Regions from separate parts of the Homo sapiens genome. Here region 1 is linked to region 2. The links are chromatin loops, found by intact Hi-C in ENCODE. Cell type or tissue: B cell. All regions are shown on one strand. Each heading gives the region's core, and the rest is flanking DNA. Links, peaks and the distances in the headings are about the cores only. Region 1 has its middle 18 kb from the start of ARHGAP15. Region 2 overlaps ARHGAP15 (Rho GTPase activating protein 15).

What was found. A loop is a pair of places that touch in the nucleus more often than their neighbours do. Peaks named below come from ENCODE experiments on the same cell type or tissue, not always from the same donor. Only the 100,000 strongest peaks of a DNase experiment are listed, where the experiment ranks them.
Region 1: it touches region 2 in a loop (21-fold over the local background); 33 of 110 quality-filtered maps call a loop at or near these places.

What each region holds. Positions count from the first base shown.
Region 1 is chr2:143,106,139-143,115,806 of GRCh38, forward strand. No RefSeq gene overlaps it. Among named protein-coding and RNA genes, the nearest start is that of ARHGAP15, 18 kb to the right of the region's middle. In B cell, for the core only: CTCF peaks have their summits at 4,907 (motif pointing right) and 5,106; a DNase peak (open chromatin) is centred at 4,903.
Region 2 is chr2:143,217,267-143,226,934 of GRCh38, forward strand. All of the region lies in intron 4 of ARHGAP15 (Rho GTPase activating protein 15), which reads left to right. Among named protein-coding and RNA genes, the nearest start is that of ARHGAP15, 93 kb to the left of the region's middle. In B cell, for the core only: CTCF peaks have their summits at 5,351 (motif pointing left) and 5,552; a DNase peak (open chromatin) is centred at 5,335; H3K27ac peaks cover 1,949 bases.

The DNA of each region.
Region 1 (9,668 bases), core at 889-8,888, 110 kb before region 2:
ATTTCACCACTCACCTCTTCCTTCAAACTGCTAGTCAGCTACAATTCACCCTGTTTTCTCTTGCTTTGTTGCATGAGCCATGCTCTGCTGAGAAAACATTTCTAATGCCTTATTTACTGGTTACTTTCTACTCATCCTTCAAGCCTCAGCTAAGTCTTCACTTGCTAATGAAAGCTTTGTTGATGAGTACAAGCCTAATCTATAACAAGGTCTTATGAACTATCTAAATATTCTCATGGCAAAATTAACGACTCCCTTATTTGTGTCTCCATTGCAACAGTGTACTTCTCTGTTTTCATCCTAATCATCATATTGATCCCCACATCCTGAGTTTGGGAAAGAAGTCTGAAACATAGTAGGCATTCATAGAATGTTTGTTCTTTTGTACTATTAAATTCACTCATCATATTTATTATTCATTTAATGTAGGAGACTTCAGATAGCTGAAACACAAGTTTTTAATAGGTCTGTCCTATATTAGAAATTAAATTTATAAAGCAAAAAATAAGAAAATAATAAATCATGCTAACTAAAAGCAGAACATTATGCTTATATGAGTTTGAACAGAATGAGAACTTAATAAGATTAATGTGGAAATGTTTTAAATAAAATTGTGCTAAATGAATGGAGGAATAGTTAATGAAAAACATATTTATAAAATTATTATATGACATAATGCTATATATTTAACTTATCTTCTATTTCTAGCTCTTTTTAGAACACAGCCAAGCATTCTATTGGATGGCCTTTTGGGTCAATTTGATTAATTTAAACAAGTGGGATACTGAAATTTAGATTAAAAAATGAAATATTAAAGATAATAGAGAAAGAGTTATAAAACAATGCAGTTGGTACAAGTGAGGGAATGTAAAATGCTCAGTCAGAATATAAATTTTGATTTTGTGGCATGTGTCTGTCACTGTGTCTTTCTACAAAAACCACAAAAATCACATGAGTTTATTGAATTTTATATTGAGCAGGTGAAATGCAAGTATTAACATAAATATTCTAAGGGAGACTTCTGACGGGTAAGGTAGATTTCAGCATTGTTTTGACCAGTTAAGCAATAATGTTATTTTGTTTGTTTGTTTTTGGCTTCTGTTTTGTTTTTGTCATACAACAAACTTTCACTCAATATTGGTGACACATTTTATTTACATGCCCTGCAACCTTCACAAATGTCTCAGTTATATATCAGTAATTCATGCTTTTTTATTCTTCAATTTTATTACCTAAACTTACTCTTCTAAGCATCATTTTATGTTTCTAGTTAAATATAAGTGAAAATTGATTGGAGTATTTCTCAATGGAATTTTATCTTTATTTCATCATAATTGCTTCATATTTGAATAATGACAGATAAACTGCCTCATTCAATTGCAGTTTTAAGGCTTTGAAGTCACAATAATCCTGAAGCCATGATTATAGCAGAAAAGACATTGGGGGAAATGGAAACTTATGGTGCTATAATTTGCTGGGGGGGAAAAGACTCCAATGGTTAGAACATATTATTTCCTGGACAATTTCTAATCTAGGACATTAAGGCATAAGAGTGAACTGGACAGTTACATCGTTGTCCCACCTTCCTAAATTACTTCTAGAGCAACATTTTATAAATATTGAGCCAAGATTCACATCACAAGTAAATGGCACCACAATTATCTTGTTTCAGGTTGAAGCATTATCTCAGTGGAATTTATAATTCTATTCAGCAACAATTCAGTATTTCACTAATAGAGGGTTCATCAGATCTTTTTCTTTTTTCTGACATTTACATTAAGCGCTGAGTACTTGTTAATACTCTAAGGTATGCATTTCAAAGTTCTCTTTGTCTTCATATTCAGTTTTAAGTAATGAATCCAACAATATGCAAAGGCTAAAAGTAAAACACAGATCCCGCATTTAAAATTTCATTTAATATAGCTGACATATTTGGTGGTGGCTGCTTTACACATACAGCATTTTCATTTGTTGAGTAAGACATTGTATTTCTACAAATGTGGCATTAAAAATTTTCCAAGATCTCAATATACGGTGGCATGAAATACAAAGTAAATAGAACAAATTAAAACATGAAAGCACACTTAGTATAATTCGGAGCACGCAAAGTTACAACATAAGATGTAATATTTATGAAGAGTTACAATGGATAACATGAACTTTAAAATGGCTCCCATTTAAAATTATAGAAAAACTCCTTTTAATGGAAATTTTCCTTGCTCATATAATAAAGCATATTGAGACTCCAAATAGGTCAATAACTTTTTTAAGAATGAAATTATATAGAATGAAATTAATTATATATATACTATAAAATTATATACTTTTTACTAATATTAAATTTTCTAAAGATAGAAAGTCCTGTAAATATCAGTTTCAAATCCAATAGCATCATTCAATATTTCTGCTGTATTGTATCATAGCCCACTATGAATGAAGCCCCCCATAATGTGGGGAAATTTCTCTTAATTGCATAAATTACAATCTTCATGCTAAAACTCTGTTTAAACTCCAAAATTTTGCTTGTTTACATTTTAATGCTGTTTTAACACTCAGATGTCCTACTTCATTTGGGCTCTAGAGGAGACATGAGATTATCTGAGTACTCAATCTATGCACCCCGTCAACTTCTACATGCTTAACAAACTATTTAAGAAACCACCAAGGTTTTTGAATCTTCAAGATGAGTCTATAACTTAAGAAAAAATTCTTTTTTAACATAGCATAACAAAACCATATGCATATAACCTTGACTATTAGTTATTTTCAGAAGATATATTTATGTTTTATGTTATTTCCTTTCCATCCTGTCCTTCGTCAAGTTTTAGATTCTTGCTTGAATTGAGGAGAGCTTTGTTTGGTAGATTTTACATTTGAATTTAATTTGGTCAAGATTCATCACGTTGATTGATTAATTTCAGATTATATGTCTTAATTTACTTTGATTCTAATTTCCATTTGCCAACTTCTCTCTCTTGAGCTTTTTTCTTTAAAAAAAGATCAGGAACTTAGAAGTAGTAGTTGGCAGCATTTGATGTGGTCTATAGACAAGCATGGAGGAAGATGAAAAACTGTATGAAAATATATCAAAGTTCGATTGCCCTTCTGTGTCCAAATGAACGAGATGATATCTGGTATTACAGACCTAGGAAAATAATGCTTCTTTTCCCCACTCACCTCCTAAATCCACTTTGAACGGTTGCAGAGCCCAGAGCAGGAGTAAAAATAGAGACCCATATATCATATTACCAAATAATTAAAAGTTGTAAAACAAATTATTAATAAACTATTAAATAAAACATGGTTCTCTCTTCCCACCATGACATACATTCCCTTATAATGACCTGGAAAACTAGATTCAAAGTTAAAATTCTTATGCTTTTTAGAGTCCACCCTGAAATGCGGGTGCAGGAGAACAGAGCCCCTTGCCCCTGGTTCTCAGTTTGAGTCCTGGTTTATTTCCCACCTTGGGCTCCATCCCACAGCTCAAGGGATTCACTGACATGTATGTCCACCCCTTCCCCTCCGAAACAGCTCTCGCATAGTCAAACCTGAGACCTAGTGGTACACAGAGCCTTGCAGTAAAGGAAAGAATTTTACTAAGATCTGAGAACAGGCTCAAGGCTCTTTGGGCAGGAAATTTCCAAATCTTCAGTACCTTTAGGTGTTTAGGGGTACAGAGACATGGATTTCAGCTAGGCACATGTCCCTGGCCCTGAGGACTCCTTACCCTATAGGAAGGAGAATGACTGAAAGAGAAACCAGAGCAAGGCCTAAAATATGTAGGTCTCATCTCAAGGCAGGGGCTCCACTTGTGTCAGTTTTATGTTAGAGAAAAAGCAACCTAAGGTCATTCATATAAACATGTGAATGGCCAATAGTACTAATTCTTCAGTAGGGCTGAAATGGTCCCCTACTTCTGAAATCAGTGAGGTCACCAAATTCGCATTTTAAAGATCCAATTTGTAGTGCGATAGTTGGAAACCTGGAAGGTGCAAAGTGGCAATTCTGTTGTCAAGTGGGTCAGCAAAAAGCCTTCTTAGTTTATAATACCATTGGAAAAAAAAGAGAGATGGCACAAATCTCACAACACTAGTTAATTAAATTAGGTACAGAAATGGAAAAGGAAAGAAAATCCAGATATTATTTAGTTTTCTGTAACTCTTTATAAAATTTGAAGTCTCTCAATGTCAACTTTTCATCATGACTTTATTTGCTAATGTCCTGGGACCATTCATATCAGAGTCTCCTTAACTCAAGGAGCATTGTAATATAAGAAGGGAGCTTGTAGAGCAAGCTGCTGGCCTTCTATTGTTTTGCCAGTCTAAATCTGCAGCATAGCCTGCTGGTGGGACTGGCACCAAGCCGGATGGGTACAAGGCTATAGTTGTTGTTTATGGGCAATGTCTCTTAATGATCAGTCATTGCCTATGCCTTACCAGTACTTAAATATTTTGTATATCACCCTTATCTGTTGGATCTGTTCATTGCCTTTGGGGCTAAATGAAAGAAGTAAATTATCTGAAACATAATCTCAAGTAAGCTGTACACAAGAAAATGGTAAATGCATTTTAAATATAGTAAATATTGCAATAAGTGAAACTCAGATATAAAAAGAATGGCATTAGTTCTCTACTATTCAATCTTTTGTCATGAAGTGGGCTAACTCAACCACAGGAAGCATGACTCAGGAGACAGTGTGTTCTACATTTCCAGTATTTTTTTCTGCCCAAATCTCTTCATATATGGCTGATCGAAGTAACCGAGTCTCCAACTAACTATAGAGCCATGTAACTGTGAGATTTCTGAATTTACAACCTCCCTACAGGAAGTACCAGGTGGCCACGAAAGGCAGCATGGTCCCCATCTCTAATTAAGCTAATGTAAACAAGTGCCACAAGATGGCGCCAAACCACAGATGAAACTGACGCCAATTTGGATTCTTTGGGTGGATGGATCTCCCAGAACTTCCAGCTGGCTAGATGACAGGATAGCCCTTGTGATTTCATTCATTAACCTTGCAATAATACAGTCTTAGGTTTTGCATGATTCTTTTTTATTATTTGGGTCTCATTTATCTTCTTTTAGAGGGATTGTACTATACAAATAAATAAAACAAGAGAGAGAGGAGATGGAGACACCGATCAGTAAAACCAAATAGGAAAGTTTGCATAATAAGATGTGGAAGAGACAGCAAGTTTGTTTGGACAGCCAAATGTCTACTAATTGTGAATGATGCCTATGATTAATTCTACAAACTGGAGAAGGGCTCAGCATTGATAATGCTATCAGTATTGGCAACATTTTCTTACTCTGTGACATTGCTTTGTATCAGCCAATATTTCAAGAAGTGTCTCCCTAAATTAAGTGAAATAATAAAAGTAGCCACAATCCATCCACCAAAATGGTATTTGTTAACACAGATAGTATGACGAATTTTTGATGGCTCTACTTTGATTTAAGAATAAAGAATGAGCACTTAGGAATGACATGATTTTAAACTGGACCTTGGCTTAACCACAGGATTTCACCTTCTTTTAACTCATTGATGTGTGCTTTTGTATACACATGCATCCATATATATATATATATATATATATGCTTATATATATATATGCTTATATATACACTTTTATGTAAACTCTAGACATACAGAGCTATTTTTTCATTAATAATGTAGGTTTTACTTGTTTATAGTTGAAGGTAGAGTATCTCACTAGATTTTGTATCGTCCTAGATTTTGTGATCTGTAAAGAAAAAAAAATCATACTGGTCACCTAAAATTAATACAACTTAATAATATAAAATTTACCTAAGCTTTCATTTTGGAGTCCAGAAACAGTGGCTTATCCATTAACCATTTTGCTCTTCTATGTTATGGAATCCCAATTTTCTTTTTGGCTGTCAGTGTGCCCAGCTTTTAAAAGACCACATTTATGAACTTTGTTTTCCTGGCCTATAGTGGTCTGTAACATAAAAGTAAAATTATTAAGTGAAACAACTAAGAGAGTGTTGTTTTGCTCATTTGCCTTTTATGCCCCCAAGGAACTCAGACATGAAGGCAGGAGCTAAGGCAGCTGTCTTGGCATCATGAGGGCAAAGATAAAGAGTCACAAACACCTGGACCCTTGCTATTCTAAGGCACTGAATCAGTGCCAGCAACGAACTAGTTTTAGATTCATTATGTAAGAAAAATAAACCCTATGTGTCTAAGCCACTGATATATTGCATTTTCTTTTGTAAGTAACTGAATACAATCCTAACTAATACAGAGAATAAATATCAATCATCTTTATATGATTGTCTTAAACATATAAGTGCGCTAAAACTAGATACCCATAAGTGTTTATTGAAATGAATTGAGCTAAGATTTTGCAAAGCTTTTTACAGCTGTAATGTTTCTAACTCAGTTTATAAGTAATGCTAATTTGAGCATTCCAAAAATGCAGTTAATTCAGTTATTATTTATTAGGCATTTACTACATGCCAGGCACTAAAGAAGATACTGGAGATACATATTGTAGACAATACAAAAAACCTACTTGATCTAATGGGGATGCACATTCTTGAAGAGGAAATGAAATGAATAAATAGAAAAATAAATAAAAAATTTAGTACCATGAAAAAGAAACAGAGAGACAAGATAGAAAATGTGGAACAAGATGTGACATTATATAAATAAGTTGAACAGTCAGTCAGAATTTCAAGCTGAAATTTGCAGAAACTAGCTATGGAAAATGTGGGAGCTGGGCATGAGGATGGGGTGCAGAGTCTCCGTAGCAAAGTAGACAGCTAGAGCAATGTCCTCCAGGAGGGAAGAGCTTGGCATATTTAATAACTGAAAGAAGAGATAGAGTGGGGACAGAGCAACACACAAAGGAGAGAATGCCTAATATGTTGTAAATGCTCAAGATATATTTGTAGAATAAACAAACATGACTACTGTAAAATAATTATGTCGATATAATTAATCAGTAATAATTAGGACTGAAGTTCAAAAAATACCATACGCTTAAATAGCTCTATTTTTGACTATAACTTACATTTTTTTTTCTTTTTCTTTCTTTTCTTTTATTTTTGAGATAGAAACATTGCCCTCAATCTTCCAGTGAGCCAATAAAGGTTTTACAATGAGTTAAGCATAGTAAGAAGATAGTATTGTTTCCCAAGAGCCACAATAGATTTTTTTTTATTGTATGGAAGGATAAATACATGTTTTCAGTTTACATAATCAAGCATATTTTAGAGAGTAAAAATGTAACTCAGCTGAAGAATCATTATCAGATTTTTTTTTAAACTGGAAACTTTCCCCCTGCCCCCAGCTGTCTACAGAAATAGATTATTTCTTCTAATTTTCTGATTTAGTTATAGTCATAGTGTACATAAAAACAGATTTGATTTTCTTGGAATCAAACATAAAATGAAAGCCAAGGCCTTATCATTGAAACAAGACAGCAGTTTTGCAAAGCTGTGTACATCCTTTGAACTCAGATGACATTGTCTCAGAGGAAAAGATGTTTGATGAGTTTTTTACACTTTAAAGCTCTTGCTAAGGAAAATGAGCTAGGAATCTCCTTTGGTAGAATTCAAGGGGGGTGGATCATTTCGTCTTCAAAAGATGAGGGGAAAAGTGTCATTTTCTATTTCCCTTAAGTATCATTCTTTCAAATACTTGTGTGACAAGAGGTTCAACAGGCTTAGATTTGAGTTTTTAGTTTTCCAGAAATGCATAGAGGACTTAAATGGCCCTGTACATCAAAAGGAAGAGAGAGAGAAAGAAATCCCCTAGAAAGAAGGAAATGGTGTGGAAAACCCTTGAAAAATATAGTTCATAAAATTGCTATAATCAATTCTACATCCTACAATTTAAAAGGAAATTAACAATTGAAACCCAACACTGAACTAACATTATGCACATCTAATTTAAGTTGTCAATGATAAACTCAGCAAGAAATTCTCTTTAGAGATAGAAACTTTGAAATGTATTGGTTTATTCCACATATATAGATTATGTGGCAAGGCCTATATTGGGTGTTGTATTCATATATTGAAGTTGAGGTCAGGTCGAGTAAAGTAAGAATAAAAAATAAGACAATATAGCATAAAGATTTGGAAGAAAGAATGAAATGACCAGTGATTGAAGTGATGAAAAGTACAAAGGAGAAAAGTCATAATTGGAAGAATTGAATGCACTGATAACTGCAAAGGGTTTGGGATTTTGCTCTATGTACAAACTAGCAAGGAAGTCTGCTGACGTTTTAAAGATGGTGGAAGAAGACTGGAGAGTCCTGGGTCAGATACAAAGGACTTTTACTCACAGCACAGCTGGCAGCATGTGCTTCATGTTCCTATCAATTTCCCTTGCCCCTCAGGTCCCAGGGAAGCAATGTGGACCTGGGCTCAAGTGGAAAATGTTCACACAGTGAGGTTTCTGTCACAGCTGAGAAAACCTGAAATTACAAAACCCCCATCATGTATAAAGAAAAACCTGTCCAATCAATTTTTGCACCAAAAATAGACATGATCTCTATTATTCTCAGCAGTGAACAAGTCTCTTCTTTGCTCCAGAGGAAGACACTATATGTTCCAAGGCTGTTTCCTATACAAAGTCCTTGAAGAGATACTCCAGAGAAAGCCATTATGGCCTCTAGCCCATAAATGACCAGAAATGCAAGAGACCCATGGAAAATTAACTGCCAACAGGATGTAGAAGGTACAGCAGCTTTTACTAGCATCTCTGCAACATTGTACCACTTTATGTCTTCACAGGCCTTTTTAGTAGACCAAAATATTGGTACAAATAATTCTTCCATGTAATCTTTTAAAAACTCTGCTTATCTCTGTCCTTCCTGAGCAAAGCAAACAGACATAGCTTGGGCAGTTCATAAGACACAAAAGTGTATAAGACCCATGACAAACCCATAAAGACATCGCTTTAAGGAAACATTTTAGGTATTTTTTTTGGCCATACATGTTTTAAATGTGATTTTTTAAGATTCTCATTAATTTATTTTTCTTTATTTTTGTTGTTGCTACTGTATTAGATGAAAATATATCATTGCATTTGCCAAGTCTAGCAGGATGCTATTTATATTTAGGTTGCTATTTATATTTTCTCCATGTCCTAATTATTCTCATTTCTAGTGGTGAACAAAAAGAAAGTTTAGCCTCATTATTATGTTCTTTCAAAGAGGTCCTAACATTATGTTTGAATCTAACCAGATAGAAATGCTTCTGTTGTGTTTCAGTGTGAAACACGTTAGTGATAAGTTGTAATATAAAACCTTGAAATAACTCAAAATCCGTTTCTGGGAACTATGTGGCCCCTGTGTGTGTATATGTGCATGCTTTAGTTTAGAATATAACTTTTTCATGAAGAAAAGACATTCAACAAAATTCACCATCTTTTCCTGATAGAAACTCTCAACAAATTAGGTACAGAAGAAAATGTATCTCAACTGAATAAAAACCGTATACAGAAACCCATGGCTAACATCATACTCAACTGTGAAAGTGGGAAGTTGTTCCTGTAAGATCAGGACCAAGAAAAGGATGCTCACTCTGGCCACTTCTATTCAACATAACAGTGGGGATCTTAGCATAAAAGGAATACAAATGAGGAAAAAAGAAGTTAAATATGCTCTGTTTGCAGATGACATATCTTCTAT
Region 2 (9,668 bases), core at 486-8,485:
AACACCAGAGAATAAAGTCTGCTTTTGTTTGATGGTTATAATGAATTAATATATTTATTTAAACAAAGTAAAATTTGGAGGGGGGTGGAGAAATCATCCACAATTTCACTACTTAAAATAGCTATTTCAGTTGTAAATAACAAGCTCTATTTTCTCTCCATATTGTGTCTTATTCTGGGATAGTGAACAAGGCCTTAAATCTTTGCCTGGACTGTTTTTCTGGAGTGGCCCTGCAGCCACCTTCCCTTGAAGAGTTCAGGAGAGAGATGCACAGGAGACAAGATCAAATGCAAGGTTGCTTTAAGAGATGTGGCTAGTCCCTTCCCCAGTGGTGAATTGGGCTTAGAGAATTGGGTTCTGAAGGAACAACAGGAGGAAGTCTTTGAGTAGCCCAGCCCGAGTGCTCTCCTTTCCCCTAAACCTTATCATGACCTTATCAACTCAGGAAGGAGTGTGGAGGGTACAATGATGCCTCTCCCCAAGATGAGTAAGTCATGACCCTTTCTTCCCTCAGCAGCCATGTGGAATAAAGAGTTTCTTCAAAATTATCTAAGTTAGCCAGTTCAGCCCTCCACTAGAGCTGAGTAGGAGAATAGAGGTGACAGCATTGGTCAGTTCCACCCTCCAGCCTCATGCAAGGAAGTAGGGGAGATCCTAAATGAAATAATTTCAAGAAAGCAGAAGGAGGTTCTACTGTGTGGTTTTGTAAAGTATCCTTGTCCATAACCCCTCTGTAAACCAACCTTATAACATACAGAAGGCAGTGTCAAGAGGAAGCAGAGAAGAACAGGTCCCTTCCCCCAGCCAACTCACATGAATATGTTTTTAGGTAGTTTTATTCAATTTGTATACTATTGTGTTTTTGTTTTATTTGCTGTTACTTTCCTGTTTTCCGTGTTACAGTTAAATTAATATAAACATTTGTTTGTACTCTGTTTTATTATTTCACTTTGCATACCATTATGCATTCTTTCAGCCTTTTCCACTTAAAGTTATATGTTTTAGTTTTCCTTTTTTTTTTTTTTTTTTTTTTGTTGCTGCTGTTGTTGTTACCCCAGGTGCACAGAATTGAGCTGATTATATCCTTCGGTTTGTGGCCTTGTGCTATTATCATTCTGGGCAAGAGCCCTAGCTGGTTTTATTTTATTATCAGTCTCCAATCCTTGCTTCAATCCCTTGTAGACCTTCATTTTAATGTATTTAATGTGTGTTTATCAAACTCATTCTCCATATATATCTATATTTAGCTGTATATGTGGCATTCAAAAAAGAATGTATAGTTGTGTATGTGTGAATGTGTTCTATATAGCATAAACATTTTTGTATCATAAACCTTATTATGTTTCTTACTACTTTCATTCAATGTTAGCTCTTGGGCAGCTTTCTATGGTGCTATAGAGACATGCGTCTCTTAATGATGGGCATATGTCCTGAGAGATGCATCCTTAGGTGATTTAATCATCATGTGAGCATCATAGAGTATACTTACACAAGCCTAGATGGTATGTGATATAGCCTATTGCTCCTAGGCTACAAACATTTACAGTATGTTGCTGTGCTGAATACTGTAGGTGATTGTAACATAATGGTATTTGTGTATCTAAACATACCTGAACATGGAAACGATAATGCATTGCGCTATGATGTTATGAAGACTACCATGTCGCTAGGCAATAGGAATTTTTCAGCTTCATTACAGTCTCATAGGACTACTATCTATATGTCGTCCATTGTGGATTAAAACGTTTTTATGCAGTGCATGAACGTCTTTAAATCTAGTTCATTTCTTCCAATTGCTGGCCACTTTGCCATCGTTTATGTGTAGTCATGTGCCACATGGTGGCATTTTGATCAGTGATGGACAGCATATACAGCTGTGGTCCCATAAGATTATAAAACTGATGCCTACTGTACCTTTTCTATGGTTAGATGTGTTTAGATATACAAATACTTACCACTGTGTTACAATTGCCTACAGTATTCAGTACAGTAACATGCTGTACAGGTTTGTAGCCTAGGAGCAATAGGCTATGCCATATAGCCTAGCGTGTGGTAGGCTTTACCATGTAGATTTGTATAAGTACACTCTGTGATGTTTGCACAGTGACACAATCACCTAACGACACACTTCTCAGAATATATCCTCATCATTAAGTGAAGCATGACTGTATATGAATTGTTACTTATCCAGTCTCCCAGCTGTGGACATCTAAGTTGCCTCTAACTCCTTTCATTCCAAACAACATTTCAATAAATCGCACATATATGTTTCCTTTGAACCTGTTAGGAATTTTCTCAGGGGAATATTTCCAGGAGTACAGGATTGCTCAGTGGTAAGTCACATACATTTGTAAATCTACTGACTACTGTTGTCACACTTTCTCCTGAATGAGTGCACCAATTCACACCAGTTCAATGTGCAATACAGAAGGGATTCTACTTTCCACAGTTTTATCAGCACGTAGCATCATCCAATCTAATTATCCATAGAACATTACCTTAATGTTGCTTTTATTTGTGTTTCACTGATAAGTATTGAAGCTGAGGATCACTTTATCTGTTTAGAGACATTCAGATTCTGCATTCTGAGTCTATTCATAAACTTTGACTATTTTCTATTGAGTTTCCTGCTTTTTTATTCAATAATTTGAGGAAACTCATAATATATTTGGGATAATAATGCTTTGTCAATTTTACATGTTGTACATATCCCCTCCAAGTTTATGGGGCTTGTTTTGTTTTTATTGTAAATACAAATTGAACATTGTATATGTAATCACCATGTTTAAGAACATGATAATCCCATTATGTTGATAGGCTATAATATGCCAAATCATCCCTACCTCTTTTTTTACTTGATTTTTAAGTTGAGTCTGGTTTTATATTTATATTAAATTATTTGTATTAGAAGTTATCATTGCAATATTTCTCCTGTTGCTTGTCAATTTTTCTTTTATATTTTTGTCTGTTTTTTGAGACAGGATCTCACTCTGTCACCCAGGCTGGAGTGCAGTGATGCCAGCCTCCTCCACCCCCATCCATCCACCCACCTTATGCGGGGATAAATGAGTAGCTGGGACCACAGGTACACACCACCAGGCCCAGCTATTATTTTGTATTTTTAGTAGAGACCTGGGTCTCGCCATGTTGCTCAGAATGGTTTGGAACCCCTGGGCTCAAGAGATCCACTCACCTTGGCCTCACAACGTATTGGGATTACAGGCGTGAGCAATAGCACCCAGCCTTCTTTTATATTTTCTAAAGACAAATGCTAAGCCTGCATTACTTGATCAAATCACACGACCATTTTAAATGAATCTTAGTATGCACTGCCATATTGCTTACCCAAGGAGTGTATATGCTTTTATCACTAGCAACAAAAATGGTCAGTTTAGTCATAACCTTGAAAAATTATGTAGTTTTTATCCCATTGATAGTTTAGTAACTAATAAATAATATAACATACTATAATTTATGCTTCTTATATAAAATTTGATAGCCTTCATTTCATTTATCAAGGACCTTTGTATCTTTTATAAATTTTAATGAATTAATAAGCAATATTAATAGATGCTTACTCTGTCAAGCACTTGGCTGAATTCTTTATCAGTAATACTTAAATGATACTACAATATAGACTCTATTATTGCTTCCTATTGTATAAATGGAGAAACTCAGTCAACAGTATTAACCTCTTATTTCTCCCAAATCTTATTTTATATATAGTTAGTATCACAGAATTTAGCCCTGACCTCTGCTTGAAACACGTTTGCTTTATCTCTCTTGCTTTAAGCTATTTGAGACTAGTGAGCAAAAATGGTCCTCTTATTTCATGCCATCAACAGTACCAGGTACTTCAATTGTCACTTAATAAGTATTATTTTATTAATTTCTATCAAGTTTTCTACTTATAAATCCATAATAGATCATCATACCTTGTATTGTCTTCTTATTTTCCTTCTTTCTCTTCTTTTTTATGTGTCTTTATTTGTCTCTTTAATGTATTTTCTCTTTCTCTCAAAGAAAATTTAACTTATCTCTGAATATAAGCAGGAGATGGTAAAAGGAAAGATAAATTATTGGCTATATTTGACATTCATAAGAGGCCATACCTTTAGCCTTATTTTGAAATGAGGTTATACACATTTCCCCAACAATACACTGACAGGCTTGAAAACAGAATACATTCAGCATTCACTTTAATTTTTAATTGTGAACACTGAAACTATGCCTTAGCTTATCTGATGAACCATAGGAATTTCTTCATTTGGGGAATTCCGTCCCCAAACCTGTAAGTAACCCTGGCTTCTCTGAAACTCTATGACACCTTAGTAAAAAGTTATTTTCAATGCTTACATTTACAAAATACACCTGACAGTATGTTTATGAAGTCTCAGCACCACAAACTTTCTTCTCCCTCGGCATCTAGGTCTTCCCGTCATCAGCTCCTGTGTGGCTCTGCGTATCTTACCACAATATAGAGTCACATTCTTCTCTCCTTAGATGGACATAGAAAGATATACTTGGGGGTGAAAATATGGCCAGAAGATGGCTACGAAAAGAAATGCAGAAAAAAGATTGTGCAGTGGTTACGTCTACTAGTGCCTGCTTTCATCCTAGGGCCCATAGCTACTAGGCCTTCGGTTGGGTTTTTGTTTGTTTGTTTTAACAGTTGTTATTCAGAATGGACTTTCTTTGGAATGTGAGACTAAGGTGTGCGCCTAACGTCATCATATTTTTTCTTTAGTAGTTTCTGCTCAGTATCGCAATAAATTCTTCCAGGCTGAATCTTTCTTCATTTTCTTGCAATACTGACAGAGATGGGTATTTTTACACCTCAGTGTCTTTTTGACCCACCTTTTAGCAGTCATAAATTACAAGATGCTTAGAATATGAGACAGAAGAAGTAAGTTCCTAGACCAACCAGTTTGAGAATGAGTCTGTACGTTTAACAGTGTCTGAGTGATTTTGCGGTAAATCAATCAGGGACATTAGAATAAATTACTTTCACTCCCATCACTGGTGTGGAATCAAGTCAAATCCAGCATGACCAAGTTAGGTAACAAAGGCAGATGGACCAAATAAGAGAACCTGAAATTTGTCAAGGAACCTCACATATATTTTCTTCTGACTTTTTGGTTTGCCACTCTGTCATTACCTAAAGAAGGCAAAAGAAAGGTAAGCGTAGGATATAAAGCTTTTGGTGTTTAGAGCAAATGAATGTGTTAAACCCGGAGTTTAAGCTAACAGATTCTTATAACGGTAATGAATATTTTAAGAGCCATTTTTCATCAAGCATTTTCCAGATAAGCTGTTACAATCAAAGTTGCTGTTATTATGTGCTGCCATCCGGTGTCCATTTTGTAGAATGCCAAGCTGATGGCTTTGTTGAGTTTTTGTTTTTGTTTTTGTTTTGGGGGTGTTTTGTTGTTGTTGTTGTTGTTTGGGCTTTGATTTTGTTTTTGTACTTCTATTTGTCTGCTAGTTTTTTTTGCATTTTTCCAACTTCACAATTCAGGATTTGCTTTAGGGAAGTTTTATGAAGTGTTTCACTTGGATAAAATGTCCCACCAATTGCATAAATGGTACATAAATGCCCTCATAGAAATTTAGTTCTCCCTACTTCCCAATTGTAGTTAGCACCCCTTTTCCCCTTAGATGTAATTTGTTTTGTATGTCAAAAGATAAGATAAATACCTGCATTTCTTTTTTTGTTTTGTTCTGTTTTGAGACTGAGTCTCGCTCTGTCACCCAGGCTGGAGTGCAGTGGCGCGAACTTGGCTCACTGCAGCCTCTGCCTCTCTAGTTCAATTGATTCTCCTGCCTCAGCCTCCCAAGTAGCTGGGATTACAGACACCCACCACCATGCCCATCTAATTTTCTGTTTTTAGTATACTGGGTTTCGCCATGTTGACCAAGTTGGTCTCAAACTCCTGACCTCAAGTGATCAACCTGCCTCAGCCTCCCAAAGTGCTGGGATTATAGGTGTGAGCCACCGCACCTGGCCCAACACTTGGCATTTCTTGCCCTAGGATTTGTCTCCTGCATGGAATCACTAGGATCAAACCCTTACCTGATTGTTACCTGTAAATTCCTGTGGAAACTGATGGCTGTCTCCCTTACTCTTGGCACTTTGGACTGTCTTACTAAAGTTAGATATTTCCTGAACTGTGTGTCTTAGTTACCCCTTTAGTCTATCCAACACCTTAATTTTTGTCTCTCTGTGGAAAAAATAGAAAACTATTCTCTCAAAGTTATGATGAAATGTGGAGGCACTGATTGGTCAGTGGGTGAATTTGCCTGCTGACCATCATGATAGGGGTGGAAGACAGGGATAAAGGGCTCGCAGTTCAGCATTGCAGGATGGCCCAGGTCAGGCTAAGACATGGCTTTGCTCCAAAGAGAAAGAGATTCTAGTACTTCCCTGACAAGTGTTCCTTATCTCCCCCTCTTAGCTCCTCTCATGAGGCTCTCAACTGGCATGCTCAGAGTGACTACAGAGAGAGCTGCATGCCACCTGCTGAGAGACCATGGAGACACTGGAGTGAGCAGGGGCCTGAATCCCATCTCTATGGCTTGTTTTCCCTTGGTTAGGATGCAACCTTACTGGGCTTCAGTTTTCTCTTCTGTAATATGGGAGTATCCTAGGCTCATTCAGAAGACTTGGTTTCCATGTTTATTGTCCATCTTCTTGTAGTTAGAAGTACAGTTTTTGAGGAATGTCTTATTTTCCATCTCTTTTCAGCCCTTAGAATTGTGTTTGGCACGTGGTAAATGTTTAATGGAGACATGTGACCAGCTTAGTAATTAAATCACATAGTGCATATAAAATGCCAGGTGGCATACCTGGAACAGAGCAGAAGCCAGTGCAAGCTCAGCGTGGGAAGCCCTCTGGAGAAAGCTCAGGTATTGGACACTAGAAGCATAAATTAGGAAAAAATATCCTATATCAGAAGTGTTCGATAGTTAAGAAAAAATAATGCTAAGAATACCTTAATAACTACTAGGAAACTAAGGAACAGAGAAAGGAAAAGAAATTTTTCAGTCCTTGTTAATGACGAACAGCAAACATAAAGCAGAAAAAATCTCGATTTTTTCTGAAATTTGAAAGGCCATATACTCTTTTACTCAAAAAATCTTTAATAATCACCTACTAAATGTCAAACAGTATGCCCAGTACTGGAAATGCTCTTAAGAGGAGAGAGGTGGTTTCTATTTCTTTGTGGGAGCTTGGGGCATAGAGGGACTTCCTAGTGCAAAAACTGTGTTTATCCTAGAAAATAGTCTATTTGCAAAGTTTCCTCAGAAACTGCTGGACACACCTATCCTGGCTAAGGCTTTTAAGCTTGTATGAGTTGCCCACTTCCTGAAATGTCACCTAATATATTGAATAAGGGTCATATATAGTGATTTGGTTGCGTATAGAAAATATCAAATCCTTAAGTCAAGGTAAAACCTTGCCAAGTGATCCTTTGCACACTCCAGAGCTGACAATGCCTTACGAGAGAGTCACTATGTTAAAGTAATTGGGTGAGAAAGCTATTCCCCTGATATGCTAAGAACTATGGGCAACACAATGGGTCAGACATGGCAGCCATAAAAAAAGGATGAGTTCATGTCCTTTGCAGGGACATGGATGAAGCTGGATACCATCATTCTCAGCAACCTAACCCAAGGACAGAAAACCAAACACCGCATGTTCTCACTCATAAGTGGGAGTTGAACAGTATATAAAAAAGAAATTATTCTTTGGCCATTGTTGTAAAGTCATAATGTAGTTAGGGCTGGCTTCACCGGTGTGCGTCCAGGGCCCCATGCTCAGAAGGACTCTGCCCTTGATTTAATGCTAGATTGTTACTGTCTTAAAATACTTCATAATTTTTGGACACGGAATGGTGCATTTTTATTCCGCACTGGGCTTTGCAAATTCTGTACCCAATTCTGTTTTTCACTGGCAGATAGGTGTAAACTCATGTCTTTCAGTTATTCAAAAAAATATGTATTGAGGCCCTAAAAAGTAAATTAAAAAAATTTGGATTTAAAAAAAAACAGCGGCCGGGCGCGGTGGCTCACTCCTGTAATCCCAGCACTTTGGGAGGCCGAGGCAGGCGGATCACGAAGTCAGGAGATCGAGACCATCCTGGCTAACACGGTGAAACCCCATCTCTATTAAAAGTACAAAAAATTAGCCGGGCGTGTTGGTGGGCGCCTGTAGTCCCAGCTACTGGGGAGGCTGAGGCAGGAGAATGGCATGAACCCAGGAGGCGGAGATTTCAGTGAGCGGAGATTGCGCCACTGCACTCCAGTCCAGCCTGGGCGACAGAGCGAGACTCCGTCTCAAAAAACAAAACAAAACAAAACAAAACAAAACAAAAACCAGACAGCATAAAGTAACGAACAGATTATAGGTTTTGGAGCTAGAGAAACTGGGTTTAACTTTAAATCTAAGTGTAAGGCCTTAAGTTACCCTTTGAGCCTCATTTTTCATATTAGTAAATAGAGATGTTAGTACTTTCATCATTTTTGTGTATGAAGCTAAGCATAAACTAGATGATCAGGTTTACGCTAGGTATTCTAAATAATTTATGCTAATTATTATTTTAAAAGAATCATGGGAAAAAATCGAGATGAAAGAGGACATCTAAAAGGTTGTCAGCAGCATTATTATTCTTCGTTTTGAAATGAAATTCTTTTCAAGCAATAACACTGAGCCCATGGAAAAGCTTTCACTTTTATTCAGAGAAGATAGACAGTGTTTATAGTTTATAAATTCAAAACAAAGTAGCACCGTACATAAGGCGTCAGAGCAAGTCATGTTGCTAAGGTTTTGAGACCTGCAGTTCTTACCCTCTTCAGTTTTTTCATCCAATTCACCTAACAGGCACACAGTTCACAGCAGTTCAAAGTCCTTATAAAGAACAATGAGATAATTGCGTTTCATGCAACTTCAGCTCTAACCAGTTCCATTTCCAAGTTTAAGGATGGGGAGAGTTTTTGCCAGCAAGTTCTATAAATGATCAACATCTGAAACAGATCCAAATCAGAGCCATTTATCCAGGACTTACTATAGATAGGATGCAAATAAGGTATAGTGTCTCCTTGTGAGAATATGAAATGTATAGTGGGAAATATAATAGGTAGGTTAAATATGGATTCTTCGTGTGTGAGGGTGTTCTGTACTCCCTGACCACGTATGGTCAAAATAAGGGTGGTGTTAAAAGATGCCCAGACTAGACTTCTAATAATCTTTCTCTTTTTCCTGTTTGGAGTAATCTATTATTATGACCTGAATGAAGAGAAGGCTATTGCTGCTTCAATTCACTCTGCTGCTGCTGGTACCTAAAAGGCAAAATGGGCACTAGGGCAGAAGGAAACGTCTGTGTGGTTTTCTTTCTGGGTTTTGTTTTTTCATCTTTTCATTATTTAATTGAAAAATTGATACTCTTCATTTAAAGACAAGTGGGTCCAAGAACACAGTGTTTGTATTTGGATGTTGAAAAATACACATTGTGCTTCTTGTGTGTCTGCTTATTCTGTTCTTTTTTAACACAATGGTGTATCATTAAGAAAGCTCCAGGCATATAAGAGCAACCTAATTCTTTTTGTAAATATTAACCTTACTGAATCAAAGCTGTCCTTTCAATCAAGCTCTTAGTTTCTAAAAGACA